Regions from separate parts of the Homo sapiens genome. Here all the other regions are linked to region 1. The links are chromatin contacts, found by Hi-C or POLR2A ChIA-PET in ENCODE. All regions are on one chromosome and are shown on one strand. The core of a region is the stretch at or near the end of the contact, and the rest is flanking DNA. Distances in the headings are between cores, read along the strand shown. Region 1 holds the start of ANKRD6 (ankyrin repeat domain 6). Region 2 overlaps BACH2 (BACH transcriptional regulator 2). Region 3 overlaps MDN1 (midasin AAA ATPase 1). Region 4 holds the start of SRSF12 (serine and arginine rich splicing factor 12). Region 5 overlaps MDN1 (midasin AAA ATPase 1).

Region 1 (3,019 bases), core at 280-2,779:
GGCTGAGACAGGAGGAGTTCGAGACCAGCTTAGGCAACACAGTGAGACTCTGTCTCTAGTAAAATAAAAAAATTCAAAATTAGCCAGGTGTGGTGGTCCCAGGCTGAGGTGGGAAGATCGGTTGAGCTAAGGAGGTCAAAGCTTACAGCCTGGGCAACAGAGCGAAACTCTGTCTCAAAACAACAACAACAAAAACCCCGCCAAGGCTGCTATTGGTGTTTTGGGGATGAGAAACCCCCAATCAGTATACCATGGATGGGACCACCTTGGACCCAGGTGTGTTTGTCTTCATTGCCCAAGTTCTTTCCACTTACACTGGCCTAACAGAACCTAAGCATGAATGAATTCAACATCCAACAGGTTCGCAAAAGGTGTCTAACACACAAGAGTACAATGCCAAGCATTTCATTCCCATCACTTCACTGCATGAACACAATACTACGAGGTTATGTACAATACCTGCAGTTTAGAGTTCTAAAAACTAAGGTTTAAAGAAGTGGGTTTTCCAAAGTCACACACCTAACAAGTGGTGGAGTCAGAACTCCATCTCACGGGCCCGAAGTGGCTCTTTACTACCACGTGACCCATCTCATGCTACCTCGCGGGGGAAACATTCTTGACCAGCTTTGAGACATTCAAGTCCCTCTTGGGTCACAAATAATGCTGCACTTCCCCTCCAGTCCCCGAGATCTACCGGAAGCAACACACTTAAAAGCCCAAGATAAGCTTGGGTGAGCTGATGTCTGGACCCAAACCAGACAGCACGCCGACTCTCTGGACCCCGGGAGATGCCACTTGCTGAGGCTTCGCCGATGGGGCTCCTGAGGGGTATCGGCCCCTCTCCTGCGACTGCACCCTAGTGCTGTCGTCCAGGGCGGGGAGGGACGGGGTCATTCGGAGGCGGCCGCAGGCCAGGGACCTACCCTCCTACGCGCCGCAGACCGCGGGGTACTCGGACCCCCGCCCCCACCGCCCTTCCTTCAAACTGCAAGCGAGCAGGAGAACGAGGGACGAGCCCCAGAAGAAAGTTCTCCACCTCCCTCGCCCGAAGTTCCATATTCCAGGGAGGCAACTGATGCCAGGCGAAGAGGGAGGCGCCCCGGGGGGACCCCCTCGCGCCGGGCGTTTTCGGAGGCCGCAGGCCAGGGGGCGAGGCGCGGTGTCCGGGTCTCCTCCGCGGGCAGTCGGCGATCCTGGGGTGCCGAGGGAGCAGCGCCCCCTTCCCCCGACAGCGTCCTCCCCGACCTGAGGCGCCCACCCCGGTGTAAGCGGGGGTCCCAGGGAGCCGGCGAGGTCGCCTGGTACCTTTCTCTCCCGCGCCGGACGTCCGCGCCGCAGGGACCAAGGCCGGCGACACGGTGGGGGGCGAGGGGCGAAGACGGGGACTGGCTCCCGCTGGCTCCGGCGGCCCCAGGGCCTCGGCGCCGCCCAGCGCCGTGCCTCCAGCCGCCCGCGCGCCAGGCAGCGCTCTCGGCTCCTGCGGGTTACCTGTGGCCGAGCCCGCCGCGTCCGCCGCCGCAGGGCCCTCTGCCCCGTCCCGCCGGCCCCGCCCCACCCCTGCCGGCGGCTCCTACGCCGGTGCCGCAGCGCCTCCCAGCGGCGAGCCGGGGCACGGCAGGGACCCTCGCGAGAGAGAGGTGGCACCGCGGAGGCCCTGGGGCTGGCCCCGATCTGCAGCCCTCTCCTGGGTGGGGCCACCGCCTTCTGAAGAGTGGGAGGAAGGGGGCCTATAGTAGGGTGAGGTTTTCCGCGTGGGGGTTGCCAGGAAGTGTATTGGGAGGGGAGGAGAATTAGCAGGAGGAACCTCCCACCTTCACTCAATTCGTGGCCAAGTGGATATTTCAATATAACCATAGCTCACTTAACTGGGGCTGCTCAGTACAAACTGAACAACAATGATGAATGACCCAGATTTATTGGGGTAGCTGGAGAGGGGAAAGGAAGCCTTTATTTCTAACAGCTTGACTATAAGTATCTTGTTGGAATCATCCCATATGGAAATGGCAAAAGCATTGAGCGAGCCTGACCCCCATATTCATATCACACTTTACATACCATTATCTCAGTCTGGTTTTGTCTATTTTCATTCACAGCCACTTCTTCAATACCTAGAAGAGCTCCCTGAACACAGGAAGCATTCAATAAGCTACTGTTGAATACATGTAAGATGGATGGGATCTCATTCCACCCTTTGAAGAAGCATGGACAGGTATCTGCTCTCCAAAGGCGGAGAGATGGAAGAGGAGGCAAGCAGCACCCTAAAATGGACTATCAATCTTACCTGAGGTTTTGGGACAAGCTTATCACGAATCTGATTTTTTTTTCTTTCTTGCTTAAAATTTTTTTTTGAGACGAAGTCTCACTCTGTCACCCAGGCTGGAGTGCAATGGCACCATCTAGGCTCACTGCAACCTCCGCCTCCCAGGTTCAAGTGATTCTCCTGCCTCAGCCTCCTGAGTAGCTGGGATTACAGGTGCCCGCCACCATCCCTGGCTAATTTTTGTATTTTTAGTAGAGATGGGGTTTCACCATATTGGTCAGGCTGGTCTCGAACTCCTGACCTCGTGATCCTCCAGCCTCGGCCTCCCAAAGTGCTGGGATTACAGGCATGAGCCACTGCACCCAGCCGACTTTTCTTATTCCCTCTGAAACAGGCCTGGTTTCCAGGAGAAAAGAAACATGATGATTTCTTCCTTTTCCTTAAGATGTTTGTTTCCCTCTCTCCTTCAGGGATCATTAGGCAGGAGAGATCCCAAGAGCCTGTTTCCACACTAGGAAGGGGAAGTTCTTGATTTTCTCCTACTGCTTCTGAAATTTTCCCAACCCCATAGTCACAGCTGCAGTTTTACCTAACAGGATGTGAAATCTCTCTTCTGAGTATCCTTTGGCCTTTTCCAGACTTTTTTTTCCCCCTTAAGATGGGGCCTTGCTGTGTCACCCAGGCTGAAGTGCAGTAGCCCACTGCAGTCTTGAACTCCTGGGCTCAAGCAATCCTCCTGCCTCTGCCTCCTGAATAGTT
Region 2 (3,019 bases), core at 282-2,781, 510 kb before region 1:
CAGCCTAGGCAACAGAGCGAGACCCTGTCTTTAAAAGAAAAAAAATGTGTAAAGCTGGAATCTCCAGAAGAACTAACCCTCCTATAGCCGTGCTTAGCAGGACAGGGCAGGTACCGTGCTAAAAACCCACCTCGGTCCTGCTGCTCCTGTCGTGTTCCAGAGGGGGAAGAGTCAACACTTTGCTGGGCTGAATAAAATCAACAGCAGCTTATTGTGCCAACTGTGGCACAGGCCTCTGGTGCCCTGTTTGGCCCTTGGCCTGCTGACTCAGTGGCTGCCCTGATTCTCCGATTCTCCACTGAGAACCAAAGTGGTAGACCCCTGGCTAAAGAGTGGCGCCCATGAATCCCTCGTGCCCTTCCCCTTATATGCAGCCTGTGTGTCCGGAGCTGTGTGTGGGTGGCTGAGTATAACTAGTGGGGATGGCGACAGTCCACAGGACTCTTCACCTCATCACATTGGCTGTTGGGACTCTTTAGGAAACCAAGCCACTGCTGGGAAGTGAGATCCTGGAGGAGCAAGTGTGTGGAGGGACAGTTAATAAGATGTTAAGCCCAACTGGGCCTGTTTGGCTCAGAATAATTATCTAGAAGGAAAAGAGGTGGGCCTCAACCTTCTTGATGTGTTTCCGCTTTCCAAGGTCTGTTGGCCTTCTCTGACTCCTCAGCCCCATTTGAGGAATGTTTTGAGTGCCGAGAGCCTGGGAGAGGCATGTCCTCCACGGGACCAAACAGTCAGTGGCTACTCCTTATTTCCAGACAAGATGTTCTTGGCTTGGAACTTATTACTCAAGAAACAACTTGGATGTGGTCAAGTTCCCACCCACCCCGACCCGGTGCCTGTCTGAGAACACCTCAGAGACCCCCGCATGTCAGTGAACATAAGTCCTCCCTTGCTAGAGGGGGAACCAAGACTTGTAAAGAGAAACAAGAGTGAGTTGGGGTTTTTTTCACCTGGGAGAAAGTCTATAGTTGACCCATTACCTTTTCCTCTGACCCTCTTTAAAAAGCAGATTGTGTTGCAGCAGCTCTGCTGAAGTGTTGTATGGCTTTTTGTCTCAAGGACTTTGAAACTAGCATTGGTGATTTTTTTCTTTTTCTTGGCAACTCTCCCTCCTATTCCCCTAGTGTTTTATATTCACTGTCTGGATGATTTAAATACAGTAGCTCTTGGTATAGACATCCTTTTGACTTTCCCTGTGGCCTGAACTATAGGGATATCTTCTTTCTGAGAGTAAGTAAACACATTTAGAGCAGAAGCAGAATGGCTTTGTTGTCATCAGAGGGAAAACTCCACAAGCCCCCAAAGCGCCACCACCTCTGCTGTGTTGGAACATCCACATCTCCAACAGACAGACCTCTGTGTTCCGGAGACACCGTGCAGGATCTGAGTGTGTTTGTTATCCAACGGGTATAAGAGGGAAATCAAACATTCTTTCATATCATTAGAAGCCCTGTGCAAACACAGCCCCGTGCACAAAGGCCTTTCCCGAGCCCATAACAAGGAACTGTTTGTCCTGGCTGCCTGTCTTTAGCAGTCGGAGCAGGGCCAAGCCGACAGTGGTGTCATGGGCCCTACTGCGATTTTGCTTTCTTGGACCAAAATTTTACAGGTGTCATGGGACAGAGCTCACCAGGTAGAAGTTGAATCAGATCACCTGCTGGGAACCTTCAGTAAATGCCACACTGCACAAGCTCGGAGCTGTGATGGAACCTGACAAAGAGCTTGCACCCAACCACAGAAAAGTCAAATGATCATTTTGTACATTTGCCTTTGTGCACGGGAATTGACTAGCCACACATGCCGGCAGCCGGGACTCGTGTCTGCCTGCAAATGATGTAACCAAAGAGAAACCTGGGCTCAGGATCAAATGTCTTCATCCTCACTCCCTTGAAGAACACAGACTTAACCCTGCAGCATCTGAACACTATCGAGGGGTTGGTTTCTTCACCCAAGAGCATTTTGATCAGTTCAGCCCAGACCCATATGTTTTTCTGGCTGCTGGGATTCATTGAGTCCATTTATTCTGTCTCCTAGAGTGGCACTGTCCAGTCCATTTGCCTCATGCTGCACGTGGCTGTTGAGCCCCTGAAAGTGGCTAGTCTGAATTATGATGTGCTGTAAGGATAAAATGTGCTTTGGATTTGGAAAGTTTAGCACAAAAAAAAAAAAAACTGTAAACTATCTCATTAATAATTATATTAGCTATATGTTGGAAGTATTTTTATCTATTGGGTTAAATAACATACAGTATTCAAACTCATTTCACCTGTTTCTTTTTACTTCTTTTAATGTAGCTGCTGGAAAATTTAAAATCACAAATGTAGCTCGTATTGTTTGTATTAGACAGGGCTGGGCTAGTGCTTGAAGGAAGTTTAGGTTTGTAGTGCCATCTGCTGGCTCATCCGGAGCAGACGTGAATGTAAACAAGAATGAAGCAATCTGAGCTAACCCACACGTTGTCTCTTAGCCTGGCAGCACACAACCTTTTTATTCCAGGAGCTTCTGAAGCAGGACCAGACTGAACCCAGAAGCTGCTGAATCCCCAAGAGCCTCGGGAAGGGGAGTGACAAACTGCTCAAAGGTGCAAGCCTGTGTCACCTCATGGGTGCCAAGGAGGCTCTTGAGATAGAGTAGTGGTTTGCTGCTCACCTTCCGCACTTGGGGCTCTTTCATGCAGTCTTTTTCACTGGTTGCTATTCTTAAGAAATATTTCAGGCCAGGCACCATGGTTCACCCCTGTAAGCCCAGCATTTTGGGAGGCCAAGGCGGGCGGATCACTTGAGACCAGGAGTTCAAGACCAGCCTGGCCAACATGGCAAAACCGCATCTCTACTGAAAATACAAAAATTAGCTGGGCATGGTGGTGCACACCTGCAATCCCAGCTACTCAGGAGGTGAGGCAGGAGAATCGCTTGAACCAGGGAGGTGGAGTTTGCCGTGAGTCAAAATCGTGCCACTCTACTCCAGCCTGGGTGACAGACCGAGACTCCATCTCAAAAGAAAAAAGAAAAGAAAT
Region 3 (3,019 bases), core at 363-2,862, 360 kb before region 1:
GGTGTAACTTAAGCATCTCTTCTTGATTCTCCCCAGATTCAGTTGACTCGTGTGTGTATGTCTCTTAGCGTTTCTAAAAGTGGCTGTCTTCCTTACTAGACAGCAAACTCCTCAAGAAGAGTATCTATTTGGTTTTGAATCCCAGTTATTAAACTACAGTATCTGGCTCATAGAACTGAATAAATGTTTGTTGGAAATGAGTGCCTTTTCCGTTGTAAACACTTACATTAAGTACCCCCCGATTTTGTAGGTAATTACTTTAGATTTTTGTATCCTCTTAGTCAGAATTATCTCATGCCATTGTCCTGGTTCCTGAAATTGAACAGGATACAATTTTACGACTAAGTAGATTCAGCATTCATTCCCCTATGTTCTCAGACCCTTGGGAGTTCTGTTTTGTGGTTTGGTCAGAGTAGAGAATTGCGTTCTATGATATTCCCACCAATCAATGAAAATATAGATACTCCTTTTTGAAAATAGCTTAAGTTGAAAATGCATTTAATACTCTGATAAACCTATTACAAAGCAGAAAAATTAAGTCCAACCATTGTTAAGTTGGGGATGTCTGTATTCTTTGTGTTTGAAGGTTTGCCCTGAGATATTTCAAGGACACATCCCCAGTCTTTCAAAGACTTTTCCTAGAGAGTTCAGATGCTAATCCAGTACGCTATGGACGTAGGAGGATGAAGCTCCGGGACCTAATGGAAGCAGCCTTCAAGTTTCTGCAGCAGGAGCAGTCTGTGTTCCGGGAGCTCTGGGACTGGAGTGTGTGTGTCCCTCTCCTCAGAAGCCATGACACCTTGGTTCGCTGGTGCGTAGCTGTTAGACTTTTTTGCACTTCTAGTGTGGGGATGGTACAGGGCATGTGTGGAGTTGTGTGTGTCAGGAGGGAAAGGAAACCATTTAAAATTTGTTATTTTTGTTCTTGTGGCTTTTGGGGTTTTACTTCCTTTCTTTAATCATGTGTCATTGCAGAGGAAAATGAGATGATATGAATGGAGTTTCACCTTTTTCATGTTCCATCAAGTAAATCCATTGTGCCTGATTTGTATTTTCTGTTCTTAAATGTGTTGTAATAATTGAGATTTCCTTTTCTAGTGTTCAGTTGGCTAGTGGATTTTATTTATTCTTTATTATCAACTGCAGATAAACTGAATTTACATACTTTCTTTTTCCCTAGGTATACAGCCAATTGTCTTGCTTTGGTTACCTGTATGAATGAAGAGCACAAGTTATCATTTCTTAAGAAGATATTTAATAGTGATGAATTGATCCATTTCAGGTTGAGGTAAGCAGGAACCTTCGTGGAGGTCTTGCTATAGCATTTCTTTTTTTTTTTTCTTTTCTGGGGGTGACAGGCCAGAGGTGACTGCAGGTCTTGCGATAGCATTTCTGAGTGGTAAGGTAATTGACGAGACTCTCCTTTCTCTCAGGTTATTAGAAGAGGCCCAGTTGCAGGACTTGGAGAAGGCCTTGGTTTTGGCCAATCCAGAAGTCTCCCTTTGGCGTAAGCAGAAGGAGCTGCAGTACTTACAGGGACATCTTGTTTCGTCTGACCTCTCCCCTAGGGTGACAGCTGTTTGTGGTGTGGTGCTGCCTGGGCAGCTGCCAGCCCCTGGAGAGCTGGTATGTTGGTATCAGTAGGGGGTGTGTCCCCTTCCCCCTACTAAACACTGAGTGTGCTCTGTCTTTGGCTGGGTTCTATGTACCAGGTGTGAGCTAAATTTAGTTTGTTAAATTGCTGCTTCATTTTTGGAAGTTAAAAAGAAATTCATCTTGGGCTTTTCCCCTGATATTCCCACTGTTCTTGTTTTTATTTTTTGTTAATTTTTTAAATTGTAGAGACGGGGTCTCACTATGTTGTCTGTGCTGATCTGGAACTCCTGGACTCAAGGGATCATGCCACCTCAGTCTCCCAAAGTGTTGGGATTACAGGCGTGAGCCACTGCACCCAGCCTGTCCCTGTTTAATATGAAATTAGAAACTAATGGTTCCTGTGTGATGCCTTTAACTTGCGCGGAGCTGTTCCGTATATCTTCTTGTTTGCTTGCTGCAAAAACTGTGTGAAGTTCTGTAGCACATGTTACGATCCTATGTTGATGTAATTCAAAGGCAGAATTACTTGCTGGAGACCCTTGGACTGCTCTGTGGCAAAGACAGGCCTAGGTCTAGAGATGACTCCCAGCAGCCTCTTCTTTCAGAACTATCTCATTGTAGAGAGTCCAGTATCTAGTGAACTTCCTCTCTCCCATATGCAACAAGCTTCTTTCCACGAATGGCTTGAGACCATACTTGAACAGGCTTGCAGATCATAAGTCTGGCACTAGTGGGAGCCAGTCTCTTTTTCCATAGCAGTCTTCAGTCAGTTGTCACTTTGTCTGATGGTCAGGCTGTAGTGCAAGTGCAGTGGCAGAACCTCGGCTCACTGCAACCTCCCCCCTCCCAGGTTCAAGTGATTCTTCTGCCTCAGCCTCCTGAGTAGCTGGGATTACAGGTGCCTGCCACCATGCCTGGCTAATTTTTTGTATTTTTAGTAGAGACGGAATTTCACTATGTTGGCCAGCCTGGTCTCGAATGCCTGACCTCGTGACCCCCTGCCTCAGCGTGAGCCACTACACCCAGGCCACCCACTTTTCTTCTTGGAATAAGTTCTGGGTCATTTCTTGAACCCATCAGTTGGGTTCTGGTCAGTAGTAGTAAAAAAAAAAAAAAATTAAAATGTAATATACATATAGGAAAATGCACATTGTCATAAGTGTAGTCAGTGATTATTCATAAACTTCATATAAATAACACCAAACACCCAGTACTTCCAAAGCTCTTTGTGTTTTTTTCTAGTTGTGAAGACCCGTCCCCTTCCCTCCTCCCTCTTTACCCCCCACGTATCCTGTAACCAGTATCCCAACCTAGATTATGTTTAGGGCATTAGGATTTTAACATAGGGAAGGATTCTGGTTAGAATGGACCTGCTGTTGTTTAGCAGTGGGGACCCTGGGGCCAAAGCGCAGGGTAGAGTTGC
Region 4 (3,019 bases), core at 383-2,882, 320 kb after region 1:
GGATTCCCCTAGAGTGCCTTCAGATAGATGATGGCCCTGCGGACACCTGGATTTCAGACTTCTGGCCTCTGAACTACAAGAGAATAAATTTCTGTTGTTTCGGGCCACCAAATCTGTGGTGCTTTGTCATGGCAGCCCTAGCCAACTAACACATGGTAAGCATTCTAAGCTTTTGTATTATGAATCCAGCCTGCTCTCCAGCCTCATTTTCCAACTCTTCTCCAGCCTCATGCTCCTGTTTTGCCTCATTTACTATATTGCCTCAAAGCCTTTGCACGTGCTGTTCCACTGCACTAATTACTCTTCTCCATTCTTTACCCATCTCTTCAAGACTTGTTCAGGGAACATAAGTGACCCTCTAGCCTTGCTCACCATCCCACAATGCCTGCTCTCAGCAGCATATAGTTCTTTTCATAGCCCTGTATTATAGTTTGTATCTTTACCAGTGTGATTGTTAGATTCTGCCTCCCTACCAAATTCTAAGCTCTAGGGGAATAGGCACGGTGCCAGTCTAGCCCTGTGCCTGCAGTGCCAGAGCAATCCCTTCTGAATGAAAGAATAGCCACCGTTCCAGTACAGCTGCAGACCCAGGAACCTCCACAGCCTCTGGGAGGGCTGTGAGCTAGAAGGGTGACCACGACATGTATTCTTCAAAGCCTACCACTTCTGCGAGCGAAAAGGGGCACTCTTCACACTTAGGAGTTGCCTGGTTACACTCCCAGCCCTGAATAACAGGCTGTGCCTGCCGGCCACAGGAGCAAGGCGAAGACGAGTCTAACTAGAAGGGGATGGGCTACAACATTTTGGGGGAATAGGGAGAGGGTAATTTAAATTTTGCTTAACTGTCCCTGCATTTAAACTGTTGTCTTCTACATCATGTATTCATTTGTACATTCGTTTGTCCCCCCTCTAGAATGTAAGCTCAGAGGGCGGGGCTTGGCCTGTTTGTTCATTGCTATATCCCACGCTAAGTGCCTGGCGCATAGTAGACGCTCAATAAACATCTGAATGAATGTACTCACAGCTGAGTGTTATGCCCCAAGTGAATAAAGGATGAAGAATCATATAATACTTAAAAATCCAACAGGCCAGGCGCGGTGGCTCACACCTGTAATCCCAGCACTTTGGAAGGCCGAGGCGGGAGAGGCTTGAGCCCAGGAGTTTGAGACCACCTGGGCAACACAGCGAGACCCCGTCTCTATTAAAAAAACAAATCCGAACAAAACCGAGACCTCACAGTTGGAAAGCCGAAGGCTCAAGACCAGAGGGGCAGGAGGCCTACCAACTGCCAAGGTCCTGCGCTCAGGACGATGCGCTGAGGGCCGCGGAGGCTGAGCGGGGGCGCGGTTGAAAGCGGCTCTCACTGACCCCACCTCCGCCCAGCCGCAGCCCCGCCACCACCTCTGGGTCCTCTAACCCCCGGCGTCCCCGCCGCGGCCTCAAGCCCCCTCTTGGCCTCCGCCCTCCTGACATACACTGGCCCTCGCCGCCCCCTCCCCAAATCCCGTCGCACTCCAGGACCCCCCATACCCGGATCCCATAGGGCCTGGGAACGGCCGCGCTCCTGTCTTCGGAATTCCCGCGGCCCCTGGGCCGCGCCGGCGCCGCCCCCGCCCCCGGCCCGTGCGTCCAGGCTGGCGCCGCGCTGCGCCCCCTCTGCGCCGGCCTCTGCGGCTGCGCGCTGGCGGGGCTGAGGCCGAGGGGTGGGGGTCGCGCCGGGGGCCGGCGGAGCTCCTGTGGTGGTAGCAGCGGTAGCGGGAGACGGAGCGAGTCCAGCGGCCGCGGGCAGACCCGGAGGGAACGGAGGAAGCGGTCATGTCTCGCTACACGAGGCCCCCCAACACCTCCCTGTTCATCAGGAACGTCGCGGACGCCACCAGGTGAACGGCCGCGGCTGCAGGTTGGGGGCGCGGAGGAGGGGCGGGGTAACAGCCGCGCCGCGGAGCACGGCCGAGGCCCGGCGGAGGCTCGGGGGAGCTGCGCGGAGCCTCCCCGCGGGCCCAGGCTGCGCCACTTGGGGAGGTGTGAGCCCTCGGACTACTCCGCGGCCCAGGGCGGAACTCGCGCCTCCGCCCTCCCGGCCAGCTTTCAGCCCCGGCGCCGCGCACATCGTGTCCCGGGCCCGCGTCGCTTTCCGCGGTTCAGCACCGCAGCCGGCGGGCCGTGGGACACGGGGCGCCCCTCTCCCGAGCTCAGGTCGCTCCCCGCCGGGAGTCGGGAGGGTTTGCGCTCCAGCGAGTGCCCGCGTTTCAGCTCCTTTGTCGCCGTGCCCCGATAAAATCGCGCGCATCCAACCCTCCTAGATGGAGAGGAATTGGGGCTGGTGAGAACGTTTTGTACCATAATGCGTACTCGGGCCTTACAGTTTCTTTCCCCCAGTTCTGGTCTACTTACAGACGGTGCTGCTTGCATTTTATTCACACAATTTTATTCTGCATACAAAAAATAACTTCAATGAATGAGATCAGTGCGTTTTTCTTTAAAGTTCTGAGTCCAGTATTAACACCCTTTTTAAGGGCGTGAGTATAGGCTCACCTGGTTGATTCTGATGCCCCACCCCTCCGTTGAGAATTTTGTCTACAGAGTGTCTGAACACAGATACTAAGGAATGACTTTTTCATATAGCACTTCCTTCCTTAATGGAGCTGAAGAAATTGGGGGCGGGGGGAGAGGGAACGGTGTTAATAGACATTCTCATTTCACTGGGCTTCATTTACTTCCCCCCAGCCTTTCTACCTATGCAGTACTGTTTTATTGTACATAAGGGAGAGCGGAAACTAAGAGTTTTAATGATTTACCTGGGGCCAGAGAGGTATAGATACATGGAGCTCTTGACTCCATAGTCATCTGAGATGAGTATTATAATTTACCTTTGAGGAGTAAATAAACGTTAAGTATTTTTTATTTTTTAGTTTTTTTTTTTTTTTTAGACAAAGTCTCGCTCTTGTCCCCCAGGCTGGAGTACAATGGCCCGATCTTGGTTGGCTGCAACCTCTGCCTCCCGGGTTCAAGCGATTCT
Region 5 (3,019 bases), core at 380-2,879, 260 kb before region 1:
AACAAAAACCAACCCAATGCCACAGTAAATAGTCTCACAGCTATATATTTGGATACAAATTTTAGAGATCAGGATTGCTGGGACAAAGATTAAACACACTTCTTAGGCTTTACATGCAAATTACCTTCCTAGATGGTGGGTGCTTATTTCCTCAACCTCAGCAGTACCGGATGGTTCTTTAAGTTAGAATTTTTGCCAGTTTAAAGATCTAAAATCTTAGAAGTGGTAGGGAATTTCAGAAGTGTCTGGTAAGACACATTCCAGTTTTGCCTGATTGGTGCCCTTTGACCACCCAGTCCCTAGTCTAAGTGTTTCTTTTCTGAACCCCTTGGCCAGCTCCTTGGGGTGCCACCCAGGTGTTGTCTGAACCACAACCCTCTCATGGCCAACCCTGAGTCTGTCCTTGTTACAAAGCACCTTTACCTCTTGACAGGAAGTTCCCATTAGCTGTACTGTGGCAAGTTTTACACCTTCAAAATTACAATGACACAGCAGGGGGGATTTAGGAAACTGGTTGCTGAGGCTACACACTTGGAAAACAAAACCCATTTGCTCTTTATTCCATGGAATTTAGTTTCTTGGATGTTGGCTTTTATTTGTTTTTGAGTCATGATACTTTCATTTTCATGAGAAATTAATAGCAAATCTTGCCTTTGTGAATGCCTCAGCAAAGAAAGCTCAGCTTCTTTCTGTCTGTGTGACTTTCAGGAAATCATCAGTGAGTGGGATGAGCAGGAACGCATAGCCCAAGAGAAGGCTGAGCAGGAAAGCGGCCTGTATAGATACAGGAGCAGGAACTCTAGGACAGCCCTGAGTGAAGAGGAGGAGGAAGAACGGGAGTTCAGAAAACAGTTCCCCCTGCATGAAAAGGTAGAGCAGTGATGGCAGGGTGTGTTTTGGAATGAATTCCCTTGATGCCATATACATTCCCTCTGATGGCTTTCTCTCTTCCTCTTTATCTCTCTCTCTGTATGTATGTATTTTAGAGACTGGGTCTTGCTCTATCACCCAGGCTGGAGTGCAGTGGCGCAATCATAGCTCACTGCAGCCTCAAACTCCTGGGCTCAAACAATCCTCCCAAGTAGCTGTGACTGCATGTGCATGCTACCACACCCTGCCGTTTTTATATTTTTTACAGAGACAGGGTCTCACTATGTCACCCAGGCTGTCTCAAACTCCTGACCTCAAGTGATCCTCCCTCCTCGGCCTCCCAAAGCACAGGGATTACAGGTGTGAGCCACTGTGCCCAGCCTGTAGTCTTTTAAAATATATTTTAATACATATATTAGTCCTATTTCATTTTTTCAGTCATTCTTATGCTTTTTTCTTTCTTCCTTTTAGTCTGATTAGAAGTAGATTCTGATTTTTAAAAGTTCAATTGCTCTAATGCTATTTATAGGACTTTGCAGATATTTTGGTGCAGCCAACGTTGGAGGAGAACAAAGGAACTTCAGATGGGCAAGAAGAGGAAGCAGGCACAAACCCAGCTCTCCTCTCCCAGAATTCAATGCAGGCAGTAATGCTGATACACCAGCAATTGTGTCTCAACTTTGCTCGATCCCTCTGGTATCAACAGACTCTGCCGCCACATGAAGCAAAGCATTACCTCAGCCTGTTTCTGTCTTGCTATCAGACTGGGGCATCGCTTGTGACACACTTCTACCCCCTGATGGGTATGGTAGTTTACTTTTGTTATGCCCCTGGGAAATGAAAGCAAATGCAAATAGATGCTGTTGCTACTCTGTAACAATCACACTCATGAATTTCCTGTTTTCGCATAATTCCTTATTGGAGTTTCCTTGGCTTAAAGAACTGAAGCTGATTCAAGAAAATTGATTTAGGATTCTGTAATAAGATGGATTTTCATCAGTGTACAAATGGGCCAAGAAAAAGATGGATTTTTATTGTTTGGATCCTTTGGGGTGAGGGATTAAGAAAATAAGGACAAGGACTTAATTTAAATGTGTACGTGTATGTGTTTTTTTTTCCTTAGCATTATTTCTGCTGTCAAATAGCCTTAGTGCTTTTGAAATGAAATAACACATACCTGGGAGCAACCAATCTTGTAGAATATGGTTTAATAGTTGGTTCATTGCAGTTTCCTACATGATTTCTTGGCATTATTTCATAGAAGTAGGAAGGAGGCTTTAAGTTTCCTTTCTGTTTACCTAGAATAGGTATAAAAACTGGGAATTTGGATGCACTGAGTTAACCCCTACACCATTTGTTTATACCTAGGCAGTTTCTGACTTCCTCTGCACATTCCAGAAACTTGAGAGCTTTAGGTAGCTACTATAGTATTAGGATTACAGTTCTCTAGGCCAATGTTGCTTTAGGGGAGAATAGCATTCATTAGTCCCAATTAGTTCATTGTTGCTGATGTTGCTGATGCTCTGTTTCTCAGGCTGGAGTGCAGTGGCACAATCTCAGCTCACTGCAATCTCTGCCTCCCAGGTTCAAGCAATTCTTGTGCCTCAGGCCCGCAAGAAGCTGGGATTACAGGCACATGCATGTCTGGCTAATGTTTGTATTTTTAGTAGAAAAGAGGTTTCACCATGTTGGCCAGGATGGTCTCAAACTCCTGGCCTCAAGCAATCTGCCTGCCTCGGCTCCCCAAAGTGCTGGGATTACAGACATGAGCCACTGCACCTGGCCCTGTTGCTGACATCTTTTTGACATGTTGATAGATCAACTTACTGAATTCACTGACTTTACCGTGATGTTAACTTCACAGGAGTTGAACTGAATGACCGACTCTTGGGCAGCCAACTTTTGGCCTGTACCCTCTCCCATAACACTCTTTTTGGGGAGGCACCCTCAGACCTGATGGTGAAACCTGATGGGCCCTATGACTTCTACCAGCATCCCAATGTTCCAGAAGCACGGCAGTGTCAACCTGTGCTTCAAGGTTTCTCAGAGGCTGTCAGTCACTTGCTACAGGACTGGCCAGAACACCCAGCGCTTGAACAGGTAGGGCAGCTGTTGAGGAAGGAGTGCTCACAGTACTGAGTCTGCAATG

What was found. A loop is a pair of places that touch in the nucleus more often than their neighbours do. ChIA-PET counts read pairs that join two places held with the same protein, here RNA polymerase II (POLR2A). Pooled maps may share reads with other maps.
Region 2: a loop to region 1 is called in a map of B cell, with 22 times the contacts of the local background. The contact joins the enhancer-like site here to the promoter of ANKRD6 in region 1. A Hi-C loop is called at or near these places in 2 of 168 maps with a recorded cell type or tissue (B cell and MCF 10A) and 9 of 50 pooled maps. POLR2A ChIA-PET finds 5 or more read pairs at or near these places in 1 of 52 experiments (CD8-positive, alpha-beta T cell).
Region 3: a loop to region 1 is called in a map of HCT116, with 2.4 times the contacts of the local background. The contact joins the enhancer-like site here to the promoter of ANKRD6 in region 1. A Hi-C loop is called at or near these places in 1 of 168 maps with a recorded cell type or tissue (HCT116), 5 of 37 single-sample maps with no recorded cell type and 14 of 50 pooled maps.
Region 4: a map with no recorded cell type shows a loop between it and region 1 (5-fold over the local background). The contact joins the promoter of SRSF12 here to the promoter of ANKRD6 in region 1. A Hi-C loop is called at or near these places in 5 of 37 single-sample maps with no recorded cell type and 3 of 50 pooled maps. POLR2A ChIA-PET finds 5 or more read pairs at or near these places in 2 of 52 experiments (HEK293T and Panc1).
Region 5: a map of naive thymus-derived CD4-positive, alpha-beta T cell shows a loop between it and region 1 (3-fold over the local background). The contact joins the enhancer-like site here to the promoter of ANKRD6 in region 1. A Hi-C loop is called at or near these places in 3 of 168 maps with a recorded cell type or tissue (CD4-positive, alpha-beta T cell, heart left ventricle and naive thymus-derived CD4-positive, alpha-beta T cell) and 7 of 50 pooled maps.

Annotation. Positions count from the first base shown.
Region 1 is chr6:89,431,662-89,434,680 of GRCh38, reverse strand. ANKRD6 (ankyrin repeat domain 6) reads right to left here and starts at 1,529. Exons shown (of 16, transcript NM_001242809.2): 1 at 1,306-1,529. LOC124901360 (a long non-coding RNA gene) reads left to right here. Exons shown (of 2, transcript XR_007059675.1): 1 at 1-1,264; 2 at 2,094-3,019. RefSeq lists a silencer at 1,258-1,737.
Region 2 is chr6:89,940,008-89,943,026 of GRCh38, reverse strand. All of the region lies in intron 7 of BACH2 (BACH transcriptional regulator 2), which reads left to right. Among named protein-coding and RNA genes, the nearest start is that of GJA10, 47 kb to the right of the region's middle. Within about 2 kb of position 1,531, at least 11 of the 41 ENCODE cell types and tissues checked have a DNase peak (open chromatin) inside an H3K27ac peak, as active enhancers do.
Region 3 is chr6:89,792,369-89,795,387 of GRCh38, reverse strand. MDN1 (midasin AAA ATPase 1) reads left to right here. Exons shown (of 102, transcript NM_014611.3): 3 at 587-811; 4 at 1,181-1,288; 5 at 1,434-1,626. Among named protein-coding and RNA genes, the nearest start is that of MDN1, 26 kb to the left of the region's middle. Within about 2 kb of position 1,612, at least 4 of the 41 ENCODE cell types and tissues checked have a DNase peak (open chromatin) inside an H3K27ac peak, as active enhancers do.
Region 4 is chr6:89,116,684-89,119,702 of GRCh38, reverse strand. It overlaps SRSF12 (serine and arginine rich splicing factor 12), which reads left to right and starts at 1,632. Exons shown (of 5, transcript NM_080743.5): 1 at 1,632-1,880. The coding sequence starts at 1,816. It also overlaps a transcript of PM20D2 not described here. RefSeq lists a silencer at 1,779-2,048.
Region 5 is chr6:89,688,524-89,691,542 of GRCh38, reverse strand. MDN1 (midasin AAA ATPase 1) reads left to right here. Exons shown (of 102, transcript NM_014611.3): 64 at 709-870; 65 at 1,400-1,673; 66 at 2,735-2,970. MDN1-AS1 (MDN1 antisense RNA 1) reads right to left here. Exons shown (of 4, transcript NR_111915.1): 4 at 2,062-3,019. Among named protein-coding and RNA genes, the nearest start is that of LYRM2, 51 kb to the right of the region's middle. RefSeq lists an enhancer at 1,404-1,953. Within about 2 kb of position 1,629, at least 3 of the 41 ENCODE cell types and tissues checked have a DNase peak (open chromatin) inside an H3K27ac peak, as active enhancers do.